Regions from separate parts of the Homo sapiens genome. Here all the other regions are linked to region 1. A link is an interaction called in ENCODE POLR2A ChIA-PET data of the cell type or tissue named here. Cell type or tissue: PC-9. All regions are shown on one strand. Each heading gives the region's core, and the rest is flanking DNA. Links, peaks and the distances in the headings are about the cores only.

Region 1 (10,486 bases), core at 1,137-9,136:
TCCCTTCAAATCTAAAATCGGCAAAAAGTCACTTAAAATAAGGGACTTCTGTAATAAAGGTTGCCTACAATTAAAAAAAGAAAGAGTTACTGAGCAGTGACCATGGGTGAGGCAGGTGCACTTAAGATACGGGAGTGAACAAAACAAATAATAAGCCTTAACTCCCTTGGAGCGACCATTCTAGTGTCCTATTACTCAAATCAGTCTCCCCCAGCATTCGAGGATCAGAGATTTTAAGGACAATTTGGTTGGTAGCTGGAAACGTGGCTCGGTAAAATGGTCCAAGGTGGGAAGGATAAAAATGAGATTAGGGAGGCCAGGCACGGTGGCACATGCCTGTAATCTCAGCACTTTGGGAGGCCAAGGCGGGCGGTTCACCTGAGGTTGGGAGTTCAAGACCAGCCTGATCAACATGGAGAAACCCCATTTCTACTAAAAATACAAACTTGGCCAGGCGTGGTGGCACATGCCTGTAATCCCAGCTACTTGGGAGGCTGAGGCAAGAGAATTGCTTGAACCTGGGAGGCGGAGGTTTCAGTGAGCCGAGATTGCACCATTGCACCCTAGCCTGGGCAACAAGAGTGAAACTGTCTCAAAAAAAAAAAAAAAAAAAAAGAGATCAGGGAAGAGATGGTTGCCCAGAAGTATAAGAGAGACCCCATGCCCCTCCGTCTATAAGCCTCTAGGGGTTCACCTTGCCTGCCGCCTAGACAGAGCCGATTCATCAAGACAGGAGAATTGCAATAGAGAAAGAGTAATTTATGCAGAGCTGGCTGTGCGGGAGACCGGAATTTTATTATTACTCAAATCAGTCTCCACCAGCATTCAAGGATCAGAGTTTTTAAGGACAGTTTGTTTGGTTGCGGGGAGCCAGTGAGCCAGGAGTGCTGATTGGCCAGGGATGAAATCACAGGGGGTCGAAGCTGTCCTCTTGCGCTGAGTCAGTTCCTGGGTGGGGGCCACAAGATCACATGAGCCAGTTTATGGATTTGGGTGGTGCCAGCTGATCCATCAAGTGCAGGGTCTGCAAAGTATCTCAAGCACTGATCGCAGGAGCAGTTTAGGGAGGGTCAGAATCTTGTAGCCTCCAGCTGCATGACTCCTAAACCTTCCTTCCTTTCTTTCTTTCTTTTCTTTCTTTCTTTCCTTTCTTTCTTTCTTTCCTTTCTTTCTCTTTCCTTTCTTTCTCTTTCTTTCTCTTTCTTTCTTTCTCTTTCTTTCTTTCTCTTTCTTTCTTTCTCTCTCTCTCTTTCCTTCCTTCCCTCTTTCTTTCTTTTCTTTCTTTTTTTTCTTTTCTTTCTTTCTTTCTGACAGAGACCCCTCTGTCGCCCAGGCTGGAGTGCAGTGACGCAATCTCAGCTCACTGCACCCTCCACCTTCCAGGTTCAAGTGATTCTTCTGCCTCCCCCTCTCGAGTAGCTGGTATTACAGCATGCACCACCACACCTGGCTAACTTTTGTATTTTTAGTGGAGGCGGAGTTTCAGCATGTTGGCCAGGCTGGTCTTACCTCCTGACCGCAAGTGATCCACCCGCCTCAGCCTCCCAAAGTGCTGGGATTACAGGCGTGAACTACCACACCAGACCCTAAACCATAATTTCTAATCTTGTGCCTAATATTAGTCCTACAAAGGCAATCTAGTCCCCAGCCAAGAAGGAGGTGTACTTTGGGAAAGGGCTGTTATTGTCTTAGTTTTAAACTAAGTTTCTCCCAAAGTTAGTTCAGCCCAGGAATGAACAAGGACACCTTGGAGGTTAGAAGCAAGATGGAGTCAGTTAAGTTAGATCTCTTTCACAGTCTCAGTCATAATTTTGCAAAGGTGGTTTCACATCTAGGCTGCCCAACTTCTGTGGTCAGGGTCTGGCACCAGATATATGAGTCTGAATTCTGACTCTGCCATTTACAAACTTTGTGACCTCGGCAAATCCAGTCTAGCTGAGCCTCTGGTTCCTCATAGATAAGATCGTGAAAATGAGACAGTCTATCTCCAAGGGCAGTTTGGAGGATAAAGGAGACAGCGCATTTCTTTGTGGTAACATTTAAAATCTACTCTTTTAGCAATTTTGATACGTGTATCATAATATCACATTGTATTCCATAAATATATACAATTATTATTTGTCCATCAAAAATAGAATGAAAACATTTAAAAATAATATATAGTACGGGCCAGGTGTGGTGGCTCACGCCTGTTATCCCAGCACTTTGGTAGGTGGAGGTGGTTGGATCACCTGAGGTCAGGAGTTGGAGACCAGCCTGGCCAACATGGTGAAACCCCGTCTCTACTAAAAATACAAAAATTAGCTGGGCATGGTGGTGCACATCTGTAATCCCAGCTACTCAGGAGGCTGAGGCAGGAAAATCACTTGAACCTGGGAGGCGGAGCTTGCAGTGAGCCAAGATCGTGCCACTGCACTCCAGCCTGGGCAGCAGAGTGAGACTTTGTCTCAAAAAAAAAAAAAAAAAAAAAAAAAAAAATTGGCCAGGCGTGGTGGCTCAAGCCTGAATCCCAGCACTTTGGGAGGCTGAGGCAGGCGGATCACAAGGTCAGGGGATCGAGACCATCCTGGTTAACTCGGTGAAACCCCGTCTCTACTAAAAATGCAAAAAATTAGCCGGGCGTGGTGGTGGGCGCCTGTAGTCCCAGCTGCTTGGGAGGCTGAGGCAGGAGAATGGTGTGAACCTGGAAGGCGGAGCTTGCAGTGAGCTGAGATCATACCACTGCACTCCAGCCTGGGCAACAGAACAAGACTCCATCTCAAAAAAAAAAAAAAAAAAAAAAAAGCCGGGCGCGGTGGCTCACGCCTGTAATCCCAGCACTTTGGGAGGCTGAGGCGGGCGGATCACAAGGTCAGGAGATCAAGACCATCCTGGCTAACATGGTGAAACCCTGTGTCTACTAAAAATACAAAAAAATAATAAAAAAATAGCTAGGCATGGTGGCGGGTGCCTGTAGTCCCAGCTACTTGGGAGGCTGAGGCAGGAGAATGGCGTGAACCCAGGAGGCGGAGCTTGCAGTGAGCCAAGATCGCACCACTGCACTCCAGCCTGGGTGACAGAGTGAGACTCCATCTCAAAAACAAACAAAAAATAAAAATAAAAATAAATATATAGTATGGATTTGAACAACAACAGAAAAGGACACAGTGCTTGTAAAAGGCCTTTCACAGTGCCTGCCACAAAGGAAGCACTCAGGAGAGAGTGGCAAATTTATTTTCTTCACATAGTTAAACCACAACAACATATTGCAACAGTTTGCATGCTGAAGCAGAGATAAGAATCCAGCTGCCTTCTCATAAACCAGACAATTAAAGAGATTTGCCACAAAAAGTTATTTTCATTTAAAAATATGTTACTTCAGGGCGGGCGTGGTGGCTCATGCCTGTAATCCCAGCACTTTGGGAGGCTAAGGCGGGTGGATCACAAGGTCAGGAGTTCAAGACCAGCCTGGCCAACATAGTGAAACCCTGTCTCTACTAAAAACACAAAAATTAGCCAGGTGTGGTGGTCCCAGCTACTCAGGAGGCTGAGGTGGAAGAATTGCTTGAAACCGGGAGGCAGAGTTTGCATTGAACCGAGATCGCACCACTGCACTCCAGCTTGGGTGACAGACTGAGACTCGGTCTCAAAAAAAAAAATTCTATTAACATGCAATAGGATTATTAATTTTTTTTAAGTTCTCAGTTTTAGTCTCTAATACAGCAAGTACTAATAGGTGTAACCTACATCAACAAAAGCTATTTATTGCCAAGGTAACTTTTAAGACGGTAAAGGGTCGCTGAGACCACGAAGTTTGAGAACTTCTGCCCCAGGCTTTCGTGATCTGCCTTTCTCTCGCCAGCTCTTTTGCAATCTGACAACACCCCTGTTTTCTGCCCCATGTGATTAATTGCATAACTGCCATGTTTGAAGGACCTTTTGAGATCTCATCAAAAAACCACTCCTGGCAGGGTGCAGTGGCTCACACCTGTAATTCCAGCACTTTGGGAGGCTGAGGCGGGTGGATCACCTGAGGTCAGGAGTTCAAAACCAGCCTGGCCAAAATAGTGAAACCCCATCTCTACTAAAAATAGAAAAATGGTGGCAGGCACCTGTCATCCCAGCTATTTGGGAGGCTGAGGCAGGAAAATTGCTTGAAGCTGGAAGGAGGCAGCTGCAGTGAGCTGAGATCTCGCCACTGTATTCCAGCCTCCAGCCTAGGTGACAGAGCAAGACTCTAGAAGAAAAAAAAAAAAAAACACTCCTGGTGCAGATGGACCTACTGAGAAGGAGGCTATTGTGCCTGAGGTTACACAGCCATCAGTTCCACCTGGGACTGGAACCAGCATCCTTCCTATCTCCTTAATCCAGGGCTCTCGTCATGACGGCAAGCTAGCAGGTGCTCCCTGGCACAATCTCAGCTTCCTGTTCTTTCATCTCTAAAAGTCTTGAGTGGAGACAGGGTCTTCCCCCTCTGCTTTCCTGTCCCACCCTTCCCTCCTGCCTCTCATCTCCCTCTTTGACACTCCTCCTACCAGCCCAAGGGCACAATAGAGATGACATCGTCACTCTCATTGGTTACCAACTAGCAAAGAACTTGAGAAAGTGAGGAGAAAGCTCTAATGTGTTCACATATATAGCATCTATATAAGCTGCCATTCATGGAGGGCTTAGTGTGTGGCAGGCACTGTATTAGGCCTGAGCTAACTCAGTTAGTCTTCATGCCTCCCCACCACTGATGAGACAAGTACTACTTGTTACTCCTGTTTTATGGATGAGGGAACTGAATGAAAGAGATGAATGAAGTGAGTGTCTTTACTTGAGAACAAAAAGCTAATAGTACTTGGCAGAGCCAAGATCGGAACTCAGTGCTATCTGACTCCAAAGCCCAACAGCCTGATGGGTAAATCCTTGTCGGTGAGAAGGTCCAGACTCCACCAGTAAGGTGGGGAAAGGACTAAAGTCTAGGGCCTGGCAGGGTGTGGTGGCTCATGCCCGTAATCTGAGCATGAACTTTGGGAGACCAAGGCGGGAGGATCACTTAAGGCCAGGAGTTTGAGACAAGCCTGGGTGATATAGTGAGACCCCATCTCTACAAAAAGTAAATAATAATAACAATAACTCAAGGCCAGCTAATGGTAGCAATGAAGGCATTACTGAGAAAAAATGGTCAGAAAAATAAAAGTCAAAAAGAGAGAGAAAATAGATGGGATTTGCCCCTGGAAATAAAGACAAAAGATTGTGCGTGGTATCAGGGCCCCTCACCCTATGCAGAGTCATGCATTCCATCCTGCCTCTTTACCAATCTGACCTTGTCATGACACAAGGACTTAAGTCCTGGCCGGGCACGGTGGCTCACGCTGTAATCCCAGCACTTTGGGAGGCCGAGGAGGGCGGATCAAGAGGTCAAGAGATCAAGACCATCCTGGCCAATATGAAACCCCGTCTCCACTAAAAATACAAAAAATTAGTTGAGTGTGGTGGCGCGCACCTGTACTCCCAGCTACTCGGGAGGCTGAGGGAGGAGAATCTCTTGAACCCGGGATTTGGAGGTTGCAGTGAGCTGAGATCACGCCACTGCACTCCAGCCTGGTGATAGAGCGAGACTCTGTCTCAAAAAAAGAGAGAGAAAAAAAAGGACTCAGGTCCTGGCTTTGTCCGCCACTTGCTATGGGTTTTTGGGCAAAGGACTTGCCCCCTCTGAATCTATTTGCTCATGGAATAGTTGAGCAAAACCTGCCTCACATAATAGCCGTGAGCCTTCCCAGGCTGTGTAAATTGTCAAGTATGTTATGAATGTAAGCATTATTAGTCCATTCTCTAAAAGAGAAGTTGCTGAATTATAAAATAATTGAAAGAGGAAGAAGATATTTGGAAAGACTCAACAAAACTGTCCTGTTGGCAGATTTCTTTTCTTTTTTTTTCTGAGTTTTGCTCTGTCACCCAGGCTGGAGCACAGTGGCGTGACCTTGGATCACTGCAACCTCCACCTCCTGGGTTCAAGCGATTCTCCTGCCTCAGCCTCCAAGTAGCTGGGATTATAGGCACACGCCACCATGCCTGGTTAATTTTTTTGTATTTTTAGTAGAGATGGGGTTTTGCCATGTTGGCCAGGCTGGTCTCAAACTCCTGACCTCAGGTGATCCGCCCACCTCAGCCTCCCAAAGTGCTAGGATTAGAGGTGTGAGCCACCATGCCCGGCAGTGTTGCAGATTTCTAATTAGTCAGTTAATTTACCAAGTATTTGTTTGGAGATGGGAGGGGAGAATGCAAAGCAACTGGATGGGATCCTAGTTTTCAAATAAATGGACAAGAGAGTGGATTCCCAATGTCCCCAGCAAGTTTCTTTTTCTTTCTTTCTTTCTTTTTTTTTTTGAGACAAAATTTCACTCTGTTGCCCAGGGTGGAGTGCAGTGGCAGGATCGTGGCTCACTGCAGCCTCTGCTTCCCAGGTTCAAGTGATTCTCCTGCCTGGCTGATTTTTTTATTATTATTATTTATAATACAGATGGGGTTTCACGGTGTTGGCCAGGCTGGTCTCGAACTCCTGACCTCAAGTGCTCCACCATCTTGGCCTCCCAAAGTGCTGGGATTACAGGTGTGAGCCACTGTGCCTGGCCAACTTTCTTTCCCTCCCTTCCTTCCTTCCTTCCTAGCTTCCTTCCTTCCTTGCTTCCTTCCTTCCTTCCTTCCTTTTATTAAAAAAATTTTTTTTTTTTGAGACAGAGTTTCACTTTTGTTGCCCAGGCTGCAGTGCAATGGCATGATCTCAGCTCAGTGCAACCTCCACCTCCCAAGTTCAAGTGATTCTCCTGCCTCAGCCACCCGAGTAGTTAGGATTACAGGCGAGCCACAACGCCCAGTTACTTTTGTATTTTTTACTGTAGAGATGAAGTTTCACCATGTTGGTCAGGCTGGTCTTGAACTCCTGACCTCTGGCGATCCACCCACCTCGGCCTCCCAAAGTATTGGGATTACAGGCATGAGCCACTGTGCCCAGTCCCTTTTTTTTTTTTTAATTTGAGACAGGGTCTGCTCTGTCACTCAGGCTAGAGTGCAGTGGTGTGATCACGGCTCACTGCAGCTTCACTCTCCTGGGCTCCAGCAATCCACCACCTCAGCTTCCTGAGTGGCTGGGACTACAGGCACACAACACCATGCCCAGCTAATTTTTGTATTTTTTGTAGAGATGGAGTTTCATGTTACCCGGGCTGGTCTCTAAGCCCTGGGCTCAAGTGATCTGCCCACCTCAGCCTCCCAAAGTGCTGGGACTACAGGTATGAGCCATGGTACCCAGCCCCCAGAAAGTTTCTTAACATTCCTGAGCCCCAATTTCTTCATCTATAAAATACAGAAAATAATAAGATTCTTGAAGGGTTGTTTTGAGATTTAAATGAGATAATGTGTAGAAAGTGCTAGCACAGTGCCAAGCACTCATCGTTATCCCCCAATCTTCTTTACAAATGGCAATACTGGGACAAGAGAGAGTAGGTGGCTTCTGGATAGATCCAGCTGGTGCCAGAGCCAGGGCTCAAACCCTGAGCACCTGAGATTCCGAACTCAGGACTGTTTTCTTTCCACCACATCCAACACTCTTGATAGTTCAATCAGGCAACCAATCTCCTGCTTAATTAGTTTTAAATAATTATTTAATCTGCACATACAGAACATAGGGATTAGTTTCCCCATTCACAGAGGAAGAAACTGAAGCTCAGAGAGTTTGAGTAACTTTCCCCAAGGTCACACAGCCTATCAGTGGCCGACCTGAGATTTGAACTCAGTGATGTTTCCTTCTAAAGCCTTGGCACTTAACCTTGACTAAAGTGGAAAGAGGCCTCAGACATCATTTAGCTCTGCTCTGCCCAGGAGAGAGGCTGGAGATGATGATGCAGAAGGAAGGTCCAGGAAAGGTCTGGGGAGACTGAGTGAATCCAGACAGCCTGGGTGGGGGTGATGAATGGTGAGTGGACAGCAGGCTGGGGATGGAATCCTTCGGCCCCACAGGGAAGACTGAGTTTCTTTGATAACCCGTAGACATTAGAGAAAGGGACTATAGATAGAAGACCTTAATAACAATCCTTTGCTCTTAACCTATACATTACACATTCTTTCCTTTTATTTTTTTGAGACAGAGTCTCGCTCTGTCGCCCAGGCTGAAGTGCAATGGTGCGATCTCTGCTCGCTGCAACCTCCACCTCACAGGCTCAAGTGATTCTCCTGCCTCAGCCTCCCAAGTAGCTGGGATTACAGGCACCCACCACTACTCCTGGCTAATTTTTGTAGTTTTAGTAGAGACAGGGTTTCACCATGTTGGCCAGGCTGGTTTCTAACTCCTGACCTCAAATGATCCGCCTGCCTCGGCCTCCCAAAGTGCTGGGATTACAGCATGAGCCACCACCCCCAGCCTACACATTCTTTCCTTAAAAAGAGTAGAGGTGGCTACATTATAAATTGGGGCAGTTAAAATAAAAGCAAGGCATTAGAAACCACTAAAAGGAGCAATAAATAAATCAAGAACCGACCTTGAATGGCCCTGTGACTGCACTTCCACACTGCATTGAGCTCTGGGCTTGCTGGCAGCCAAGGGAAAAAGAAGCACAGAAGTGGGTCTGAAGAAGGCTGCTTTTCTCCTAATAGACATTCATTGATTCTATAAATCCATTTTAAATACTTAGATGCTTACTTTGTGCCAGGCTTCATGCCAGTTGAGGTGCTGGAAACCCCAGGAGGAATTTATTAAAGGAATTGACTCAGGAAACAACTCCTTTGCCAGCCCTTTTCATCTCTCCTCTAGGAAAGCTTCCATATTTTGCCTTATATCAATAAACCTCCCCTGGGACCTATATCACTAGAGAGATTTTAAGTTCCTTCCCTGCCCAGTGCTGTCCCACCTCCACTGCCAAACCCATTTTAGGAGTGACTGTCCTGGTGGCCTGTTCACAAGGTCAAGAGCCTGGGCAGGCACCATCCTTCTAGTTCACACTCTGCTTCAGGGCTGCTGCTTGTGGTTCCAACCTCTTTCTGCAAGTCTGGTTCTCCGGGCCAGGAACACTAGGGTGAGAAATATGGTCAGGCTCAGGAGGCACAAGGACTTGGAGTGGTGAGAAGTGTCTGTCATGGGCTTGGGATTGAGGAGTGGGAGCTTGAGGCCATCAAATTGCCTTGCCTGGCTGGGCTGAGTTCCATCTCCCCAAGACTGTTTTGCTCAGCTCTGGCTGCTATCAAAAGACCTCCACCAAGAGTCTACTGTGGGGATACCATTGTGCTAGGAGACACTTTTTTGAGCAAGTGAGATACAAAGATGACTCCACTCCCAGACCCAGATATTACTCACAAGACAAGGAGCTCACAATCCAGGAAGCAAGATGTGGAATGGACACATATAATACAAGGTAGACAGTGGTCTGTGCAGTAAGACTCAATAAAGGGAGACCAGAGAATGCTTCTTGGAGGAGGTGGGTTTTGCTATCAAAGTAGTTATAAAAAGAGGTAAGATTTGGGCTTTTTTTTTTTTTTTTTTTGAGATGGAGTTTTGCTCTTGTTGCCCAGGCTGGAGTGCAATGGCATGATCTCGGCTCACTGCAACCTCTGCCTCCCAGATTCAAGCAATTCTCCTGCCTCAGCCTCCCAAGTAGCTGGGATTACAGGCACCCACCACCACACTTGGCCAATTTTTGTATTTTTAGTAGAGGTGGGGTTTCACCATGTTGGCCAGGCTGGTCTCGAACTCCTGAACTCAGGTGATCTGCCTGCCTTAGCCTCCCAAAGTGCTGGGATTATAGGTGTGAGCCACCGTGCCTGGCCTGATTTGGATTTTCAGTATAATTCATAGGCTCACACACACACACACACACACACACACACAAAAGATTTGGTCAAAAAACCCCACAGTCTACAGCCCCAAATCCCAGAAAACTTTATTACAACTGCAATCAAGGGCTACAAAGAACAGAGGGAGGCCAGCCAGGAGCAGTGGCTCACGCCTGTAATCTCAACACTTTGGGAGGCTGAGGTGGGCAGATCACTTGAAGTCAGGAGTTCGAGAACAGGCTGGCCAACATGGTGAAACCATGTGTCCACTAAAAATACAAAAAATTATCCAGGTGTGGTGGCTCACGCCTATAATCCCAGCTACTTGGGTGGCTGAGGCACAAGAATTGCTTGAACCTGGGAAGTTGAGGTTGCAGTGAGCTGAGATCACACCACTGCACTCCAGCCTGGGCAACAGAACAACAATCTGTATTCAAAAAAAAAAAAAAGAAGAAGAAGACCAGAGGGGGACTAAGAGAAGAAACGTGGAAGGAAAGCCCCATGGCTGAACACTGCAGCAGGGGCCCAGCCAGCTGGGCAGCAGGTCAAGAGGGTCACTTTGATCTATTTCTTTTTTTTTTTTTTGAGACAGAGTCTCACTCTTGTTGCCCAGGCTGGAGTGCAGTGGCGCGATCTCGGCTCACTGCAAACTTCGCCTCCCGGATTCAAGCAATTCTCTTGCCTCAGCCTCCCGAGT
Region 2 (10,486 bases), core at 1,273-9,272, 380 kb before region 1:
GCTGTGGAGCAACTGGAACTCTCATTCATTGTTGGTGACAAAGTGATACATTGTTGGTGGTGCAATAAAATGGTACCACCACCTTGGAAAAAGATCTGTCATTTTTTTGTAAAATAAAACATACACCTACCCTGTGACCCAGTCGTTGTACTCCTAAGTATTTACTCAAAAGAAATGAAAACACAAATTCACAAAAAGCCTTGTAGAAGAGTGCACATAGCACCTTTCTCATAATAGCCCCAAATTGTCAACAGCCCGGGTGTCCATCAATAGGAAAATGGACAAACGAACCGCAGTATAGGCCTACAAAAGAATACTCCCCATTAATAAAAAGGAATGAATTAATGATATGCAGGAACAACATGGATGAATCTCAAAACACTACATTGAATGAAAAAAGCCTTACATGAGAGATTATATAAGGTATCATTCCATTTATATGAATTTTCAGGACAGGCAAAACCAATCTACTGTGGAAAAATATTGGTACAGTGGGTTGCCTAGTGTGCTGGAGGGGAGAGTATTGACTGGGAAGGGGCATGAGGGAACTTCCTGGAGTGAGGGGAATATTCTTTATTTTGAGAGGGTTTGGGATCACAGGTGTATGCATTTATGAAAACTCAATAAAAAGCACTTGTGCATTTCATCATATATAAATTTTACATCAAAAGGATAAAAGTTGTGAGCAAATATATGTGCATGCTGAAGTAGTTAAGGAAATTGTATTGATGTCTGCAATTTACTTTAAAATTTATAATGAAGTCGAAGCATTAATGAATGTCTAGAGGGATGGCTTTATGTGAAAGAAAAGCAAGTACAGTACAACATTCATAGAATTTAAATGGTGAGTTTAAGGATATTCACTATAAAATGCTTTCAACTTTTGCTGTGATGTTTGAAAACTTTCATAATAAAACATTGAAAAACAGGCTTCCTGTACACAAACATAATTATGAAAGAAGCCAGGCACAAAAGGACACACGATGTGTGATTTCATTTAGCTAAAGGACAAAATGAACTGATGAGATTAGAAGTCAGGATAATGGTCAGGACAGGGGAGTGAGGGGGTGTGTGTTACTGGGAAAGTTCTGCTTTTGCACCTAGGTATGGATGGCGGTGTTCAGATTGTGAAAATTCATGATTGGTGCACTTTTCTATAATGTATATTACACTTTTCTGTACATATGTGTATTGTACTTAATAAAACTGGGTTTTAAAAGACTTGTCATGTTACCAACTCCTGCTTCAATCAATATTTGGTAATAATTCACCATCTGTCTTACTCACAGAGAAATGTGGGTTCAAATTCTGGTTCTGCCACTTAGCAGCTGTGGGATCACACAAGTAACCTCCATGGGTCTCAGTTTTCTCCTCTGTTAGGAGGAATAATGACATCTCTCTCAGGGGAGGTGATGTTGAGATGGAAGGAGACCATACACACTCATTGCTTGACCCTGTGCCTGCCACATGGTATTAGGTTGGTGCAAAAGTTGACGAGTTTTTGCCATTAAAAGTAATGGCAAGAACCGCAATTACTTTTGCACCAACTTAATAACTGCTTTCAACGAGATTAAACGGTGGTGATTAATCAGTACCCTCAGGCTTCCCCTGTTTTCACCACCACCAGGGATGTCAGGACTGGGCAGCAAGAAAGGCTTTTGGATTGGCTGAGGTCCTTTGGGCCACTTGCTTAACTTCAACTTCTCTGAGCCTCAGTTTCCTCATCTACAAAGTACAGATGATAATTCCTGCTGGGCGGGGTTGCCGTTAGCACCAGAAAAACTTTAGATCCATTAGCTTGAAGATGTCCAGGGTTTTCTAAGGACCTTCTTGTGTTTTTTGTGTTTTTTTTGTTTTTTTTTTTGTTTTGTTTTTTGAGACAAGGTCTCACTCTGTTGCCCAGACTGGAGTGCAGTGGCTCGATCTCAGCTCACTGCAACCTCCATCTTCCAGGCTCAAGTAATTCTCCTGCTTCAGCCTCCCAAGTACCTGGGATTATAGGCATGTGCCACTACTGCCCGGCTAATTTTTGTATGTTTTAGTGGAGACGGGGTTTCACTGTGTTGGCCAGGCTGGTCTTGAACTCCTGACCTCAAATGATCCACCTGCCTCAGCCTCCCAAAGTGCTGGGATTACAGGCATGAGCCACCGCGCCCAGCCCCTTCTTGAAGTTCCAAACCCCACTATGGGGTCAATGGATGTAGCTTGGACATCTTGGAATAGAGGCTCTGGGGTCCTCCCCAGGATACAGTGACAGCCCTTGTGGCACCTGCCCCTGGAGGCCAACACGGTAGCCTTGCTGGCACAGCCTAGCAATTGCTCCAGTTAGTAAATCAGGGATTGCACTTCAGTGAGTAACCTGCCACCCAGGAGCAGTTATCTGCTGCTGCCACCACACAAAGGAAGCTCTGTTCAGGCACAAAGCGACTGCTTGGGATGCTGGCAAGACCAGAGCTTCCCCTGGCCCTCAGGCCAGGACTTGGGACTGGGTGTCTGGCCCTGAAGGTGGGTATCAGCTTCCCAAAGGTGACTGCCAAGCTCAGAGGCATTAGGACGTGCTCATTTCTGAGCTTTGAGACAGCTTGTCTTCCACCCACCCACTCTGCCAGGACCCAGGCTCGCTTTCCTGGGGGCAGCTGGTCATTCTAGTGTGGTATGTGTGTCAGCCATGGACCAGATGGTCTATAAGCCAAGGATCCTCAAATGGAGACCCTTGACCCCAGCCCAGGACTCCTCAGCTGGAGAATCAGCCCACTCCTGCCCAAGAGGGACAGGTGCTTAGGACCAAGTGGGCAGCCAGTAAACATACATTAGAGAGAATAGTAGCTAAGGGCTTAATTGCCGGGCAGCATGCCAAAGCATTACACCCATTGTCACATTTGGACTGTTATTATCCCATTTCTCAGATGAGGAAAGTGAGGTTTAGAAAGATGATGTAACCTGCCCCGGAATCCATGGTTTTAGCCCAGCTTGGGTGACTTTGAAGGGCCCCCAATCTTTTTTTCTTTTTTTTTTTTTTGAGACAGTGTCTTATTCCCATTGCCCAGGCTGAAGTGCAGTGGCCTGATCACAGCTCACTGCTGCCTTGAACTCCTGGGCTCTATTGATTCCACTGTCTCAGCCTCCCAAATAGTTGGGACTACAGGCACGTGCCACCATGCCCAGCTAGTTTTTTTTTATTTTTGGTAGAGATGAGGTCTCATGATGTTGCCCAGGTTGGTCTCGAACTCCTGGATCCACCCTCCTCGGCCTCCCAAAGTGCTGGGATTACAAGCGTGAGCCACTATGCCTGGCCAAGCCTCCACTCTTGCCCACCTTGTTATACTAGCAGCAAGTGATGACAACAATGATAACTGACTTTTAAGCACGGATAGTACATGTGCTAAGCACTGTACATTCATTATTGGATTAAATCACTCGAACGACCCTACGAAGTAAATATGATTATTCCCCATTTTATGGAAGAGGAAACTGAATAAATGAATGGCTGGTGGGCTTCGCCTCTCAATAGCTAATTTTTATCACATACCTTCTCAACAGAATTGGGTATTAGGACAGACACATTCATACTGATGATAGCCTTTCATCTCCACAACCCCAATAAGACGTCAGTGTTAGTTCTTTCACTTTCTAGATGATATAACTGAGGCTTGGAACAGTTACATTTCCTGTTACACAGCTAAAAGCGCTAGAGCTGTGATTCAAACCCTAGGCAATCTGCCCCCAAAACACACATTCCTGCCATTCTAAACTACTGTGCCAAGCCTACAAGCCAGTTGCCTTTAGCCATGCTTAATTGAAGAATGATGCCATATGGAATATGCCTGGCTAGGCTGATTAAATTAATCGAATGTCAAAATATCTGGGTGGACAAGAAGACAAGTCAGTGTGAGTCGAAAGGAATGCGTAACTGCCCCAGGCCCCTGGTTTTTGGGGGGCAGTGTTGCTTAGTGGTAAGGAGCCCAGAGTGCCAGAGCCAGCCTGCGTGGGTTCAAATCTCAGCTTTACCATTGACTAGCTGTATGACCTTAGGCATGTTGCTTAACTTTTCTGTACCTAGTTTATTCATCTGTAAAATGGGTATGATGATGGCAATATGACAGTGCCCATCTCCTACGGTTAATAGGATAATTAAACCAGTTAATATATGTAAAGCACTTAGAACACAGCCTGGCATGCTGTCAGCATTATATAAGAGCCTGTGATTCCATCCACGAGTTGGGCAATGTATGCAAGCACTTAAGTTTTGTCACATGCAAAAATATCTTTGCTGAGTTGTGATTTGATGTTATACCCTAGTTTTTATAGAGGGTGGATGTGACAAATAGTTATTGAAGAATGTGTCAGTGTCACTGACGAAGCTGAGGACATTGTTCACCATGTTGCACAACGCCCTTTATCTCAACATTCCCATGCTCGCTCTGTTCCTCCCGGAGCTGAACATCAGGAAAGACCATGTCTCTCCAGACCAGCACGTGTGATGTCTGGGAGCAGCACAAGACCCCTTTGGCTGTCAGGAATTTGGAAATAAAATGAAAGGTGCTGTTCATTGGCTTAAGCTGAGGTCCTAGGACATTCTCCTTTTCCTGTTGTTTGTTTTCTTTATCAAAAACATTGTTTTAACTTTGATGTTTTTGAAATGGAAATTGTTTTATAGATTATTTCTGATTTTAAAACATATGTATCTTGATTGTAAAGAAAAATATTAATATTTTGATGTATCCCCTTATAGATGTTTGTATATACATTTGGGTATGTATAATGTACGTGTGTGTTATGTATATTATATGCATCTGTATGTGTAAACATGGATATGTGTGTGCATATGTTTTTGGAAACAAAATTTTAGAAAAGGGAAAATGGTGCCATACTGTTTTGAAACCTACCATTTGCTTTTAGCTTACTGCAGACATTTTAAGGAGTTACAATACCTCAGGGTATGCTTGTTGAAAAAGAAAAGAAGTTACAATAATAGCAGTCATAACTTTATTCATTCATTTAGCAAAATATGTATGATACCCGTAAGTATTTTCTAGGCACGCTCTCTAGGCTCTGAGAACATAAAGCTGAACAAAATAGATAAGATATGCCCCTCATAGGAGCTATCAAACCATAAACCACTAAAAATGATCATTTCAAATGCTGCTGTGAAGAAAGTGATGCCCATATGTTGAGGGCAACATTGAAAAGGGGGTCATAAAAGCCTGCTTAGGTGAGGCGCAGTGGCTCATGCCTGTAATCCCAGCACTTTGGGAGGCAGAGGAGGGTGGACCCCCTGAGGTCAGGCGTTCAAGACCAGCCTGGCCAACATGATGAAACCCAATCTCTCCTAAAACACAAAAAGTAGCCAGGCTTGGTGGCGGGCACCTCTAATCCTAGCTACTCAGGAGGCTGAAGTGAGAGGATCACTTGAACCCGGGAGGCGGAGGTTGCAGTGAGCCGAGATCATACCACTGTACTCCAGCCTAGGTGACAAAGTGAAACTCCATCTCAAAAAATAAAAATAATAAATAAATAAACATTTTTTAAAAATAAAGCCTGCTTTGAGGAAGGGATGTGTGAGCTGAAGTGTGAGTCATGAGAATGGGACAGCCTTGACCGCATCCTGGCAGGAAAATGGAGGAATTGGCAAGTGCACAGGCCCTGTGGTAAGAGCAAGCGTGGTCCATTCTAGGAACAGCAAGAAGGCTACTGTGGCTGGAGCTGATCAACACACAGGTGGAGAGACCAGAAGGGCTCAGTTCTTGCAGATCCTGGGGAAGGGCTTGGGTTTTTCATTCAGTGTCATGCTCTGATTTAGCCATCTGAAGATCAAGATGACTGCCTGCTTGGTGGGGACTGCAGGGACCAAGAGTGGAAGCCAGGAGAACAATTACAGGAATCCAGGTGGCATGCACTAGAGTGGCAGCAATAGACATGCCAAACCCTGGCTGGATTTAGACTTAATTTTGAAGTAAGTCAAAAGAGGTACTTGCAGAGGTAAGGAATAGGGGATTCAAGGACAGCTCTGAGGCTTTGGATAACAACAATAGTTATTATAGTCAGCCCTCTGTTCCAAGGATTCAGCCAACTGTGGATGGAAAATATTTCTTAAAAATACAATAACAAGTGGGCGGCCGACAAGATGGCTGAATAGGAACAGCTCCAGTCTGCAGCTCCCAGCAAGATCAACACAGAAGGCAGTGATTTCTCCATTTCCAACTGAGGTACCCAGCTCATCTCATTGGTACTGATTAGACAGTTGATGCAGCCCACGGAAGGTGAGCCGAAGCAGGGTGGGGCGTTGCCTCACCCAGGAAGTACAAGGGATTGGGGGAACTCCCTCTCCTAGCTAAGGGAAGCCATGAAGGACTGTGCCTTGAGGAACGGTGCATTCCAGCCCAGATACTACGCTTTTCCCATGGTCTTCGCAACCCATGGATCAGGAGATTCCCTCGGGTGTCTGCATCACCAGGGCTCTGGTTTTCAAGCAAAAAACTGGATGGCCGTTTGGGCAGACACTGAGCTAGCTGCAGGAGTTTTTTTTCATACCGCAGTGGTGCCTGGAATGCCAGCAAGACAGAACCATTCACTCCCCTGGAAAGGGGACTAAAGCCAGGGAGCCAAGTGGTCTAGCTCAGTGGATCCCACCCCCATGGAGCCCAGCAAGCTAAGATCCACTGTCTTGAAATTCTCGCTGCCAGCACAGCAGCCTGAAGTCGACCTGGGACACTCGAGTTTGGTTGGGGGAGAGGCATCCGCCATAACTGAGGCTTGAGTAGGCGGTTTTCCCCTCACAGTGTAAACAACGCCTCTGGGAAGTTTGAACTAGGTGGAGCCCACTACAGCTCAGCAAAGCCACTGTGGCCAGACTGCCTCTCTAGATTCCTCCTCTCTGGTCAGGACATCTTTGAAAGAAAGGCAGCACCCCCAGTCAGGCGCTTATAGATAAAACTCCCTGGGACAGAGCATCTGGGGGAAGGGGTGGCTCTGGGCGCAGTTTCAGCAGACCTAAACGTTCCTGCCTGCTGGCTCTGAAGAGAGCAGTGGATCTCCCAGCACAGTGCTCGAGCTCTGCTAAGAAACAGACTACCTCCTCAAGTGGGTCCCGGACCCCCATGCCTCCTGACTGGGAGACACCTCCCAGCAGGGATCAACAGACACTTCATACGGGAGAGCTCTGGCTGGCATCTGGCAGGTGCCCCTCTGAGACAAAGCTTCCAGAGGAAGGAACAGGCAGCATTCTTTGCTGTTCTGCAGCCTCTGCTGGTGATACCCAGGCAAACAGGGTCTAGAGTGGACCTCCAGCAAACTCCAGCAGACCTGCAGCAGAAGGGCCTGACTATTTTAACGAAAACTAACAAACAGAAAGGAATAGCATCAATATCAACAAAAAGTATGTCCACACAAAAACCCCATCCGAAGGTCACCAACATCAAACACCAAAGGTAGATAAATCCATGAAGATGAGGAAAAACCAGTGCAAAAAGGCTGAAAATTCCAAAAACCAGAATACTTCTTCTCCTCCAAAGGATCACAACTCCTCACCAGCAAGGGAACAAAACTGGAGGGAGAATGAGTTTGTCGAATTGACAGAAGTAGGCTTCAGAAGGTGGGGAATAACAAACTTCTCTGAGCTAAAGGAGCAATGCAAGGAAGCTAAGAACCTTGCAAAAAGGTTAGAGGAATTGCTAACTAGAATAACCAGTTTAGAGAAGAACATAAATGACCTGATGGAGCTGAAAAACACAGGATGAGAACTTCGTGAAGTATACACAAGTATCAATAGCTGAATCGATCAAGTAGAAGAAAGGATATCAGAGATTGAAGATCACCCTAATGAAATAAAGTGTGAAGACAAGATTAGAGAAAAAATAATGAAAAGGAAAAAACAAAACCTCCAAGAAATATGAGACTATGTGAAAAGACCAATCCTACATTTGATTGGTGTACCTGAAAGTGACAAGCAGAATGGAGCCAAGCTGGAAAACATTCTTCAGGATATTATCCAGGAGAACTTTCCCAACCTAGGAAGACAGGCCAACATTCAAATTTAGGAAATACAGAGAACACCACAAAGATACTCCTTGAAAAGAGCAACCCCACGACACATAATCGTCAGATTCACCAAGTTTGAAATGAAGGAAATAATGTTAAGGCAGCCAGAGAGAAAGGTCGGGTTACCCACAAAGGGAAGCCCATCAGACTAACAGCTGATTTCTCTGCAGAAACCCTACAAGCCAGAAGAGAGTGGGGGCCAATATTCAACACTCTTAAAGAAAAGAATTTTCAACCCAGAATTTTATATCCAGCCAAACTAAGCTTCATAAGCGAAGGAGAAATAAAGTTCTTTACAGACAATCAAATGCTGAGAGATTTTTGTCATCACCAGCCCTGCCTTACAGGAGCTCCTGAAAGAAGCACTAAATATGGAAAGGAAAAACTGGTACCACCCACTGCAAAAACATACCAAATTGTAAAGACCATCAACACTATGAAGAAACTGCATCAACTAACGGGCAAAATAACCAGATAGCATCATAATGACAGGATCAAATTCACACAACAATATTAACCTTAAATGTAAATGGGCTAAATGCCCCAGTTAAAAGACACAGACTGGCAAATTGGATAGAGTCAAGACCCATTGGTGTGCTGTATTCAGGAGACCCATCTCATGTGTAAAGACACACATAGGCTCAAAATAAAGCTATGGAGGAATATTTACCAAGCCAAAAAAAAAAAAAAAAGCAGGGGTTGCAATCCTAGTCTCTGATAAAACAGACTTTAAACCAACACAGATCAAAAAAGACAAAGAAGGGCATTACATAATGGTAAAGGGATCAATGCAACAAGAAGAGCTAACTATCCTAAATATACATGCACCCAATACAGGAGCACTCAGGTTCATAAAGCAAGTTCTTAGGGACCTACAAAGAGACTTAGACTCCCACACAATAATAGTGGGAGACTTTAACCCCACTATCAATATTACACAGATGAATGCGACAGAAAATTAACAAGGATATTCAGGACTTGAACTCAGCTCTGGACCAAGTGGACCTAACTGACATCTACAGAACTCTGCACCCCAAATCAACAGAATATACATTATTCTCAGCACCACATCACACTTATTCTAAAATTGACTACATAGTTGGAAGTAAAACACTCCTCAGAAAATGCAAAAGAACAAAAATCATAACAAACAGTCTCTCAGACCACAGTGCAATCAAATTAGAACTCAGGATTAAGAAACTCACTCAAAACTGCACAACTACATGGAAACTGAACAATCTGCTTCTGAATGATTACTGGGTAAATAATAAAATTAAGGCAGAAATACATAAGTTCTTTGAAACCAATGAGAACAAAGGCACAGCATACCAGAATCTCTGGGATACAACTAAAGCAGTGTTTAGAGGGAAATTTATAGCACTGAATACCCACAGGAGAAAGCAGGAAAGATCTAAAATTGACACCCTAACATCACAATTAAAAGAACTAGAGAAGCAAGAGCAAACAAATTCGAAAGCTAGAAGACAAGAAATAACTAAGATCAGAGCACAACTGAAGGAGATAGAGACACGAAAAACCCTTCAAAAAATCAATGAATCCAGGAGCTGGTTTTTTGAAAAGATTAACAAAATAGATAGAACGCTAGCCAGACTAGTAAAGAATAAAAAAGAGAAGGAATCAAGTAGACACAATAAAAAATGATAAAGGGGATATCACTACTGATCCCACAGAAATACAAACTACCATCAGAGAATACTATAAACACCTCTACGCAAATAAACTAGAAAATCTAGAAGAAATGGATAAATTCCTGAACACATACACCCTCCCAAGACTAAACAAGGAAGAAGTCAAATATCTGAATAGACCAATAACAAGTTCTGAAATTGAGGCAGTAATTAATAGCCTACCAACCAAAAAACTCCCAGGACAAGACGCATTCACAGCCGAATTCTACCACAGGTACAAAGAGGAGCTGATACCATTCCTTCTGAAACGATGCCAAACAATAGAAAAAGAGGGACTCCTCCCTAACTCATTTTATGAGGCCAGCATCATCCTGATACCAAAACCTGGCAGAGACACAACAAAAAAAGAAAATTTTAGGCCAATATCCCTGATGAACATCGATGCAAAAATCCTCAATAAAATACTGGCAAACTGAATCCAGCAGCATATCAAAAAGCTTAGCCACACGATTAAGTTGGCTTCATCCCTGGGACGCAAGGCTGGTTCATCATATGCAAATCAATAAAGGTAATCCATCACATAAACAGAACCAATGACAAGAACCACATGATTATCTCAATAGATGCAGAAAAGGCCTTCGATAAAATTCAACACCGCTTCATGTTAAAAACTCTCAATAAACTAGGTATTGATGGAATGTATCTCATATACGTAATAATAAGAGCTATTTATGACAAACCCACGGCCAATATCATACTGAATGAGCAAAAGCTGGAAGCATTCCCTTTGAAAACCAGCA
Region 3 (10,486 bases), core at 1,279-9,278, 610 kb after region 1:
GCTTAAGAGTAATCAGAAATAAAGATGGTAAGCATCATATGGTAAATATATACAAGTTTCGTCAATTTTGTAAAAAAAAAATACAAAGATGGTAAGGCATCTTTGAAATTGTTGTCAGTAGGAAATTTCATCTGATATATATATATATAAATTTGTTTCATAAAGCAAGGAGAAATGGTGTAAATAATACAAGTGTGGCTATTGACATATGAAAATGTCCATTTATTTTGAAAGTGACTACCCCCACAGATTATATAACTGTAGAATCGAATACAAATTTTCTCACTTTTCTTCCTTGCTTTGGCATTTTTTTAAAAGTTACTTGAAAGTTCAGTTTAGATTGAAAAATAAGGGCCTGATTAATAGCGCTGTATCATGGTATTAGAGTACATATGTTAGTATTTTCATGAAAGAGGAAGAGGGTAATAACTGATTTACCTATGATTAAAAGATAGTGGTGACATTTTCCTTTGAAAGTTTGGGCTAGAAATTTATAACCTTTGGCCAATGAAACTACAGTAGCTTCAGTCACTGCTTCCATGCCACATCTCTACCTAAAGGGAAGATGGAATCCGCCTTCTCTTTTTTTTTTTTTTTTTTTTTTCTGAGACTGAATCTCACTCTGTCGCCCGGGCTAGAGTGCAGTGGCATAATCTTGGCTCACTGCAACTTCCACCTTTCAGGTTCAAGCAGTTCTCCTGCCTCAGCTTCCTGAGTAGCTGGGACTACAGGTGCCTGCCACCACACCTGGCTGATTTTTGTCTTTTTGGTAGAGATGGGGTTTCACTGCGTTGGTCACGCTGGTCTCGAACTTTTGACCTCAGGTCATCCACCCGTCTCAGCCTCCCAAAGTTCTGGGAGTACAGGCGTGAGCCACCATGCCCAGCCTGAATCCCCCTTCTCAAAAGTAACTTCCATTCACTTTGTCCCTGGCAGTCTGCTGGTGACCATGATTTCTAAGGCTCACTCATGGGACCAAAGGCAAGAAGAAAGGGAGGAGGGTGGTAACCAGATAAACTTTGCAACCCCTTTGATAGGACTTTTTGGGTGAGAATTTTTATGAAAAGTAATATATACTTCTACTATAGATCTGCCTCTAGTTTCAACCTCTAGTTTTAGCACTGATTTTTTCCCCTTAATTTCCAGAAGCATGATATAATATCTTTTTCAAAGAAAGTGGGAAGAATGTCCACAGATGTTAGGAGAAGACAATTATGTAGGAAAAATATTTTCTCAAATTAAAATTTAAAACAAAAGTTTGCAGGGAATGGAGTGGGGTTCAGCATTAGGGAGGTAGGAGATGATAAAAATACATATTAAGTAATTTGTACCCTGATATGCTTTGTATGTAGATTGCTTACAACTAACATGAAATGAGCATTTCATTCCTTAAGCATGCTGTTGGGGGAAAATGGGAGCCAGGCTGGATGCACAAATTTACACCAGATGCTCTGTATCCAGGTAGCAGAAATGACTAACAGCACTGGTATCCATCAGTCCCAGAGCAAAAGCGTCTCCAGAGGAGGACATCTGTAAATCCCAAATCTGATCTCCTTCATCATCATTAGGCAACAGATAGGATAAGACTTCATGAAGAGAATTTTGGTGGCTTTAGATTGTTGAGAAAGTATATATAGGAAAAAACTGGAAATTATGTCCAAGATTTTTTGTCTAACTCCTTATCCTGATATTGTTAACATTTCACAACTAAAATAATTTTAACAGACAATTAGTTTTTAAAAATGTATTTTCATGACCTGAGACTACAGAAATTGCCATTTTCTTAGGACGTAGTTTACATTTGACTCTGCTTACTGTGTCCAGGGCATCCCCAAATTGGGAGAGATTGCCAAGTCAGTTGCCATTTTGCCTTACTTTTACCAAGGACTAGCCTACAGGTTCAGTTTTGCTCTTGACTTTGGCCCTGAATTGAGAACTGAGTCAAGAGAACAGAGTGGAAGTATGGAGACAAAGCCAGCAGCTTTACTCAAAAAATATATATGAGTCTAGTATTTTTTTTGTTTTTGAAAGACATGTTACTGAGCCCAACCCAGTCAGGGATCACTGAATATTGGGTTAAATAAAACAATAATGTTATTCATGTGTTTGAAATTAATGTTTTAAAGAACCACGCACACACTTTAAAATGTAACTGGATTTGCTATATAGGCCAGAGAAATATGGCTGTTACGATGAAGGCGTAACTTCTCTGGTTCTTGATTATTTACACCATTAGAGAAGAATGCAAATATGAATAGCTCAGAGTAGTTTAACTTTGAAGTGAGAGTTTATATGCACCTTTATATGTGGGATAACTGATGTCTTTGGAATAGACTTCAAATGAATGATAAAAACACCTGTAAAGTGATAGGACCTCTACTTTTTCTCATGTCCAATGTTCAGTTTCTTATAAACCAGGCATGAAGAGAAACAAAAAGTAATTAATTCTCCAGATCATGAAGTTGTCTTCAACCTAAGCACAGAGGTATAATAATTACATTTCTCAGAAGTTCCCCCTCTGTTTTGAGTCTCAAGGGCAATTGAGATGTCAGTGAGGCTGTGATTAAATGTATTGGATATTAGAGGATTTTAAATACAAACAAGTATTATAGGTGTTACCACTGACCCCGAAGGTAAGATTTACTGTGAAAATTTATAATGCAAGGAAGAATGATCAAGTTGGCTGTCAGAACAACAAAATATTACAAACCAGGATGTCTAAGAGCAGAAGTCCGTGGTTGCCACCTCTCAAGCCTCTTAGCTTAATCCAATCTAGGATGCATTTCCACTCTGCAACAAACAGTATTTATTTTTGCCTTATTTGCAGATAACAGTTTTAATGCAGGTACTGCCCATGGATTAGCTTTGAGCAGTGTCTTTTTGCTTTGGTTTTTTTATTTGTTTGGTTTGTTTTGAGACTGAGTCTCAGTCCTCCAGGCTGGAGTGCAGTGGTGTGACTTTGGCTCACTGCAACCTCTGCCTCCCGGGTTCAAGCGAGTCTCCTGCCTCAGCCTCCCAAGTAGCTGAGTCTACAGGCGTGAGCCACCATCCCCGGCCAAGCAGTATCTTTTTGCTTTGAAAGTGACTTACATGTACATTTGTTTTCCTTGTGAATGTTTCTTTTTAACTGCAAACTAAGAAACATTGAGCCCAGCATTCATATATTTGCAAACTCTGTCTTACTTAATTTCTCAGTTTTTTTCCTCAGAAAAAATGAAATTCCTTTTCTTTTTTAAATTTATTTTTTCTTTATTTTTCTTTATAAAGTGAAGAGTAGGTAGCATGAATTCCTCTTGCCCTTTGCTATTTCAGTCTGGCATCAGTAGCAATTGTTGCTATGTCCAGTTTTCATTCATGGATTTTTCTGGGATTGAAGATGAGTTCAATGTTGATTATTTAATTGGGCAGTATAAGTAAATTCATTGGCTCTCCTTCCAGTTTAGTGAATACTAAATATCATCCATGATATTTTATACTTCTTACACTTCTGGAATCTAACCTGAAAATAGAAGTTGTAAGTCAGGGACGGTGGTATGTGCCTCTAGTCTCAGCTAGTTGGGAGGCTGAGGCTTGAGCCCAGGCCTTCAAGGCTGTAGTGCACAATGACTGTACTTGTGAATAGCCACTGCACTCCAGCCTGGGCAACATAGCAAGACTCCCACCCCTTAAGAAAAAAGAAGAGAGAAAAAAATAGAAGTTGTGGAGAGGGAGGAGGATGCTTGAATACTTTGACCGTACTTGGCATAATAGACATTTTGAGGGTTTTTTTGTTTTCTTAAAATTCCTCTGGATCAGTTTTCATTGTTTCTAGTAATTATATTTATCGTTAATGAATTCATATTCTGCTCTAGCCCCTAAAGATAGTTTGATATGCTAACTTTTGTTTTGCCTTTCTAGCTGCTAAGATAGATAATGGTTATTGCAAAATGCACGTTTTTAAATGGTCTCCAGTGTGGATTGCTTCTGAGCTGCTGATGGATTGAATACATTGAGAAGGAATGTGTCATTTGGAATCCAGGACCAGTCAGCAAGGATAACTGCCTGATTTTATGGTCAGAATGCTCTAACTCTTATGGCATACTGATGACTTTTTCTTCCATTTTCCAAAAAAGCAAGTTTTGTCAGTCTCAGTGTTTCTCTGATCTAGCTACTCACAATTCCATTCCCAAAGTAGTGACCTAGTTCTGTCACTTGGGTTTCAAAGGGAGTTGAAGTGTCACTGAGTGAGTACAGCAAACCTGTTTAATGATTTATAGGAAGCAAATAAAAAGAATTTTGTTTGCTAACCTAGAAGTATATCAGATTTTGGTTTCAATTTATAATTTTGCAAAATATAAAGACATTTCCTGGCTAACTCCATCCAGATGAATTATTCAGTATTTTTTCTCCTATCTTAATGAAGTTAATTTGAATGCTAATTTCCTATAACCAAGAAAACAGTTGAATTAAATAACCCTTATCTTTTAAACTTAAAGCTTATACTACTAATAATCATTTAACATTCACTTCCTTTTTTCTGACTTAATTGGTAGGTAAATAAAATACTTCAAATTTGATTGGCAAATTGGAAAATCACTTAGAACAATCTGCTAGTATTTTTTATTCCCTTTGTTTTTTCCTTTACACATTTGTACTGCAAAATAAATCAAGGACAAAGACTCACACTGAATTGATCAACTTGTGTTTGGTCTTCATGGGAATTACATCTTTTTTCCCCTCAACATTTATTAAAGGAACATACAGAATTTCAGACTATAGCAAACTAATACCTTTAGCTTGACTAAGAGTTGATTTTCGTTAAGGAACAGAACTTGTAATTTATTTCGACATACTTTAATGTATGACTCATCCCTGTTAAAGTTGTGAGACTCAAAACTACGCCCAAATCACTTAATTTTATGTCCTTCCCTGTTTACTGTGTCTGACCTTCAAGATTTCGTGACTGATGCTGAAATGGAAGCCAACCACTGCAGAAATTTGGGGGAAAATGAGATCTGAAGAATACAAGGGGAAGTAGGAATTCATTTCTAGCATTTCCAAACCTGCTTAATCGTGTCTGCTCCACCACAGTCAGAGGAAAAGACTGAGTTCATGGAAATTACCAGCTAAGCCTTACATCTGTCTTTAATGTTTTTAGGAAGTATACTGAAAAGGTAAGTGAGATGTCTGTTTTGAAGAAAGACTCTTACTGGGTACCTTAAAACCCGTTGTTTCCTATTAGTAAAGATGGGCAGCTTCTTTATTCCTAGCTTCAAAAAGCCTTGCCCCTGTTTGGTGTGTTTCTCAGTATTGTGGAGAAGGTAGTTTCTGAGCAAGGTGGTGCTTTTCCTCTGCTTCTCAGCAGCTAAGACAGAAATTGCACCGAAGTGTACAAAGGGCCAATTTTTGTTGTCCTGTTGTGCTCAAATCCTTTTTTTTAAAAAAGTTATTTCAATCAAGTCTTAGTTTTATTCCTCACTATATAGGAAAAAAATCTTTAATGCCTCAAAAGTTCCATTCAGCATTACATTTGCATTACTCTTATTTGCAGCAAATATGAGTAAAATTATAGGTTTTTAAAGGTCTCTAATAACATCCACTTATATTGGTTTTGTAGATAATCCATAAATTACCAGAAATAAATTATTCCACATTTATTACACACCCATGTAATAGATGTCGTGCCAGGCCCTGGAATATACTAATGGCATCACCTCATGTGGTAAAAAGACACATTCCGCCATCCTGGAGTATACAAAGGTAGACTAGCATATAGTTCATGTGCTCAAGGAGTTCATTTTTATTGACATGATACAGATAGAATTGTAGTTTAGGGAATCAAAATCTAATAAAATGAGGCTAATTCCATTTTCCCATTAACACTAATAACTAGTGTGTAAATCTGAATATGACACATTCTATATGAAAGAAGCTCTGTGTGCATCTACACTAAATACTCGTGTGTGCCAGGTACTGTTTTAAACTACGTATATTTTTTTAATTCTCATAACTGTTCTCTGAGGTATGTACTAATACTAAAGCTTATTGTTAAAGGAAGGCAGAAAAATTAAGTAACTTGGCCTAAGTTTGCATAACTGTGATCTGGGATCAATATTTGAACCCATACAGGCTGATTGCAGAGCCTGCACTCTTAATTTGAGTGTGATATTTATGTGCAGTACCTGGCTATAAGTACCCACAAAACGTTTCAAATTCTTTATAAAATTTGCTTAGTTAAAAAAGTACCAATTGCATAATATGGTTATAAGTCTGGTAGAAGTTAGGCTTTTTACAAGACATGCTGCTTACTGCACCAAGGAGGCAAGAAGGCTTTTTAGAGAGCCCAGAATTTCCTTTCCTCAACTCCTGCTTCCAAGACAGTCATTTTGCATGATAACCGTTTCCCCAAAAAACACAGACACAAAATTTAAAGAACTGGAACAGAGGAAGCAGAGCTTATCATAGTATATATGTTTAGTACCCTGTCACTTAGGTCCACCCCTCTTTCTTTGTGGATTGTGGACATTTTGTTTAACTGCTAAATCATGAGAATATATGACTGCTGAGACTTTTCCAAGGATTTTTTAAAAAACACATTAGGCTTTGTGCAGAAGTAAAGAAAAAGTGCTGTGAGAACCCCAGGTAGGTAATTTACTTTCTATTGTACTCATAGTTTGTTTGAAACCTCTTCACCTCTATCCCTTATTGTTTTATACTCTGTAAATCTGATTTTACCTTTAATAAACTTTTCTGAAGTGAGTGAGTTTTTTTTGTCTTATTTCCCATTAGATTCTCTACCTTCTTTGTTCACTTTACGTATGTTATTGCCACTCCCTTCAAAACTGGTGGTTTAATTAAAGTGACAGCATCTTCTATATACCCAGTACTGTTGAGGATTAAAAAATACATGTGTGCCGGATGTGGTGGCACACACCTATAATCCTAGCACTTTGGGAGGCCTCAGGCAGGAGGATTGCTTGAGCTAAGGAGTTCGAGACCAGCCTGGTCAACGTGGCAAAACCCCATCTCTACTAAAAAGACAGAAAGTTAACTGGGCCTGATGTTGTGCACCTCTCACCCCAGCTACTTGGGAGGCTGAGAGGTGGGAGGGTCACTTGATCCTGGGAGGTCAACGCTGCAGTGAGCTGAGAACAAGCCACTGCACTCCAGCCTGGGCGACAAAGCGAGACCCTGTCTCAATAGAAAAAAGAAAAAGTGCCAAGGCTTTGCTCCTAGTTCGGTGCAGGTTCCAACCAGTACTAAAACTTTGCAAATTTTTGAGGGAAAAACCAGAAGTTGTAGAATCAATATGAGCATTTAATTGTATAGCAAGCAATTGTGGCAGAAAAAATTCACCCTAGTGAAATCAAGTTAACTATTCTGTGAATGAGATTAACCAGAGGAACAATTTTGACCATGTATCTTTTAAATCACTGTTTCTCAAACTTCAGTGTGTATGGGAATCACCAGGGATCTTGTTAAAATGCAGATTTTGATTTAGTAGGTCTGGGGTCAACCTGGAGAATTTGAATTTATTTTCTCTTTTTTTAAAAGTAGTTTGAAATATATTTCACATACCATAAAATTCACTCTTTAAAACTGTCCAATTAACTGTTTTTTAGCATGTAGAGTTGTTCCACTATCACCATTCTAATTTCAGGACATTTTCACCGTGCTGAAAAAGAAACCTTGTACCTATCACTCCCCATCCCCCTCTCCCTTCCACCCTTTTCCCCTCCACCAGCATCTGGCAACTGTTAATCCACTTTCTGCCTTAATTTATATCTTCTGGACATTTCATAACGTTTTATAGACTTCTGTACCTGGCGTCTTTCACTTAGTGTTCAAGGTTCATCGATGTTGTAGCATGTATCAGTACTTCATTCCTTTTTGTGGCTGAATAATACTCCATTGTATGGCTATAGCACGTTTTCTGTGTCCCTGCATCAGTTTCCATTTTTTGGCTATTATGAATAATACAGCTATGAACATTTATGTACAAGATTTTGTGTGAAAGTATGTTTTCATTTCTGTTGGGAATATACCTAGGAGTGGAATTATTGGGTCATATGGTAACTAACATTTTAAAGAACCGGGAAACTATTTTCTAAGGTGGCTGGACCATTTGAGAGTGCATTCCTGACAAGCATCCAGGTGATACTGAATAGCAGGCTCTAGATTACATTTTGACATCTATCAAGAAAACAGGAACATGAACTTTAACTGAGTTCAGCTGCCAAAATCTGGCCAGCAGCAAAGAAGGTGGGGTGGTTTTGGTTTTCATAGGGCCTTGGTACCTCCGATTTTCTACCATTAGTCTTAATGTACCTGGGCTTATTGTTCTAGCCTTCGAACTCTTCATGTAAATTGATATATCTGCTATCTAAAAAAGAAAGAATATTCATTTTTAGTTGAAAGAGGCATTTCTAAGATGAGAATGGCCATACTGTCAGTGTGGTAACACTGTTTTTGATAGTGTCCTGAAAGCATGTTGATCCTTTCTAGGTGCCATCAGAGAAGGAAGGGTATGCTGGTGGAGCATGCACACAAATGATTTAATACATTGTAGTGCATGTTGGGATAGAGCAAAGGAGGGCAGATTCAAGGAAGACTTCCAGGAGACGAGTCCTGAACTCAATCTCTTAATTCATTCAACTAAGATTTAATGTAGGAGATCTAGATTCTGTGGGGGTTCAGATGAGGTAGGGATTACTTCTGTTTTATATGAGGTAGGATGACAATGGGGGTAGGTGGTAGTAGAAATTAGAATATTTCTTTGGGATGATACTTGAAGTAAGCCAGGATTTTAGATACAGAGGTATATGAGAAGGGTGTGTTCTAAGATGATAAAGCAGAAGGAACTAAAATACAGAAGTCAAATGGCACGACGTATACCAGCTGTATTTACTGAAATATGCCTAGAGGTGCTGTGTTAAGCCTCAGGTACACAAAAACATAAAACATGACCCTGCCTTCATAATTAGAACTCAAGTGAGATGTTTGAAGTGTAATACAATGTGATTTGTATGAAAAATCACATTGTGTGTGTGGTAGGAGGTATAGATTAGTTTTTAAGAAGGCGTAATTTTCTTGACTGGTGGTTGGTTCTGTTTGGTTTGACTCATGGGTGCCTGAAATAAAAGGAGTAGGAAATACAGATGTAAAGGTAAGTTGGGCTGTTATTTACTGTTGTTTACTTTGGCAGAAATGGTCTAAAAAACTAAGCATGTGACGAGTAATGAGAGGGGAGCAGCAGGAGTCTGAGTTTGGGTTCCTTTTCTTCCATTAGTTCCTGTGTGACTCTCCCTTGTGATCATTGATCTTTACTGGAGGTACAGAGTACCTGGTCTGGTCCTCAGTTTTAAGAAAATGAATTACCTAGTATACTCCAAGGCCCAACTTCTGTACCCCATAGTTGGAAATTGTCAGCTTTCCTACAAAGATTGATTTATGAGCTGCTCTTTAAAGCAACTTCTTATAACATTTTCAACCTTTTGACTGTTCACAATTAAGAGTCCTTCAATCTTTTCCCATCCCAATAGATGAAATGGCAAGACAAAATTTCCATGAGTTATATTGGACAGGTTTCTATGCATTACCTGTTGTTGCATAACAAATTACCCCCCTAAAACTTAGCAGCTTAAAACAAACATTTATTATCCTCTACAATTACTCTGGGTGAAGAATCCAAGAGTCACTTAGCTGAGTGATTCTGACTCTTAAGAGGTTGCAGGCTGGGTGCGGTGGCTAACACCTGTAATCCCAGCACTTTGGGAGGCCAAGGTAGGAGAATCGCTTGAGCTCAGGAGTTCAAGACCAGCCTGGGCAACAATAGTGAGACCTCGTCTCTACAAAAAAATTTAAAAATTAGCCAGGCATGGTGGCACACACTTGTAGTCCCAGCTGCTCGGGAGGCTGAGGTGGGAGGACTGCTTGAGCCCAGCAGATCGACAGGTTGAGGCTTCAGTGAGCTGTGGTTGTGCCACTGCATTCCAGCCTGGGTGACAGAGGAAGACCATGTCTTTTTTTTTTTTTTTTTAAAAAGTAATCTGAAGGCTTGACTAGGGTTGCAGGATTTGCTTTCAAGGTGGCTCACGTGCATGACTACACCTCACTTCCTAGGCAAGTGGACTTCTGCATATACTGAATATTCTCATGTAGCTGGCTTCCCCCACAAAGTGAATAGGAAGACTCCATTTCCACAGTATCTCATTGACCACACAGGTCAACCCTCTTCAGTATGGGAGGAGACTACCCAGGGCTAGAATACCATGAAGTGAGAATCATCAGGGCCACCTTGGAGGCTGGCTGCCAAAACTTAGGATGAATTTGAGGCTACTTTCCTATTAAGTGTATAAAGCTGACCTTTGACATGCAAACTTAGTAATACCTATTTATGATTCCTGATACACTTTAATACTCTATAGTGATTTCTTCAGAAGCATTTTGACCTAAATGTAAATATATCATTCACTATGCATACATTTTTCTAAAAGGGAGTTTAATA

What was found. Peaks named below come from ENCODE experiments on the same cell type or tissue, not always from the same donor. Only the 100,000 strongest peaks of a DNase experiment are listed, where the experiment ranks them.
Region 2: POLR2A ChIA-PET joins it to region 1 with 5 read pairs; 1 of 35 experiments calls an interaction of 5 or more read pairs at or near these places.
Region 3: POLR2A ChIA-PET joins it to region 1 with 9 read pairs; 1 of 35 experiments calls an interaction of 5 or more read pairs at or near these places.

What each region holds. Positions count from the first base shown.
Region 1 is chr1:23,890,634-23,901,119 of GRCh38, reverse strand. The region is part of intron 1 of CNR2 (cannabinoid receptor 2); the gene reads left to right. It also overlaps the pseudogene BTBD6P1. Among named protein-coding and RNA genes, the nearest start is that of CNR2, 17 kb to the left of the region's middle. RefSeq lists enhancers at 3,783-3,912, 3,963-4,022. In PC-9, for the core only: no CTCF peak of the experiment used is centred there; a DNase peak (open chromatin) is centred at 3,849.
Region 2 is chr1:24,270,840-24,281,325 of GRCh38, reverse strand. No RefSeq gene overlaps it. Among named protein-coding and RNA genes, the nearest start is that of GRHL3, 43 kb to the left of the region's middle. RefSeq lists an enhancer at 2,374-2,875. In PC-9, for the core only: no CTCF peak of the experiment used is centred there; DNase peaks (open chromatin) are centred at 3,725 and 4,295; H3K27ac peaks cover 1,818 bases.
Region 3 is chr1:23,277,561-23,288,046 of GRCh38, reverse strand. It overlaps LINC01355 (long intergenic non-protein coding RNA 1355), which reads left to right and starts at 2,529. Exons shown (of 2, transcript NR_110616.1): 1 at 2,529-2,937; 2 at 3,637-6,738. In PC-9, for the core only: no CTCF peak of the experiment used is centred there; DNase peaks (open chromatin) are centred at 4,836 and 9,076; H3K27ac peaks cover 3,535 bases.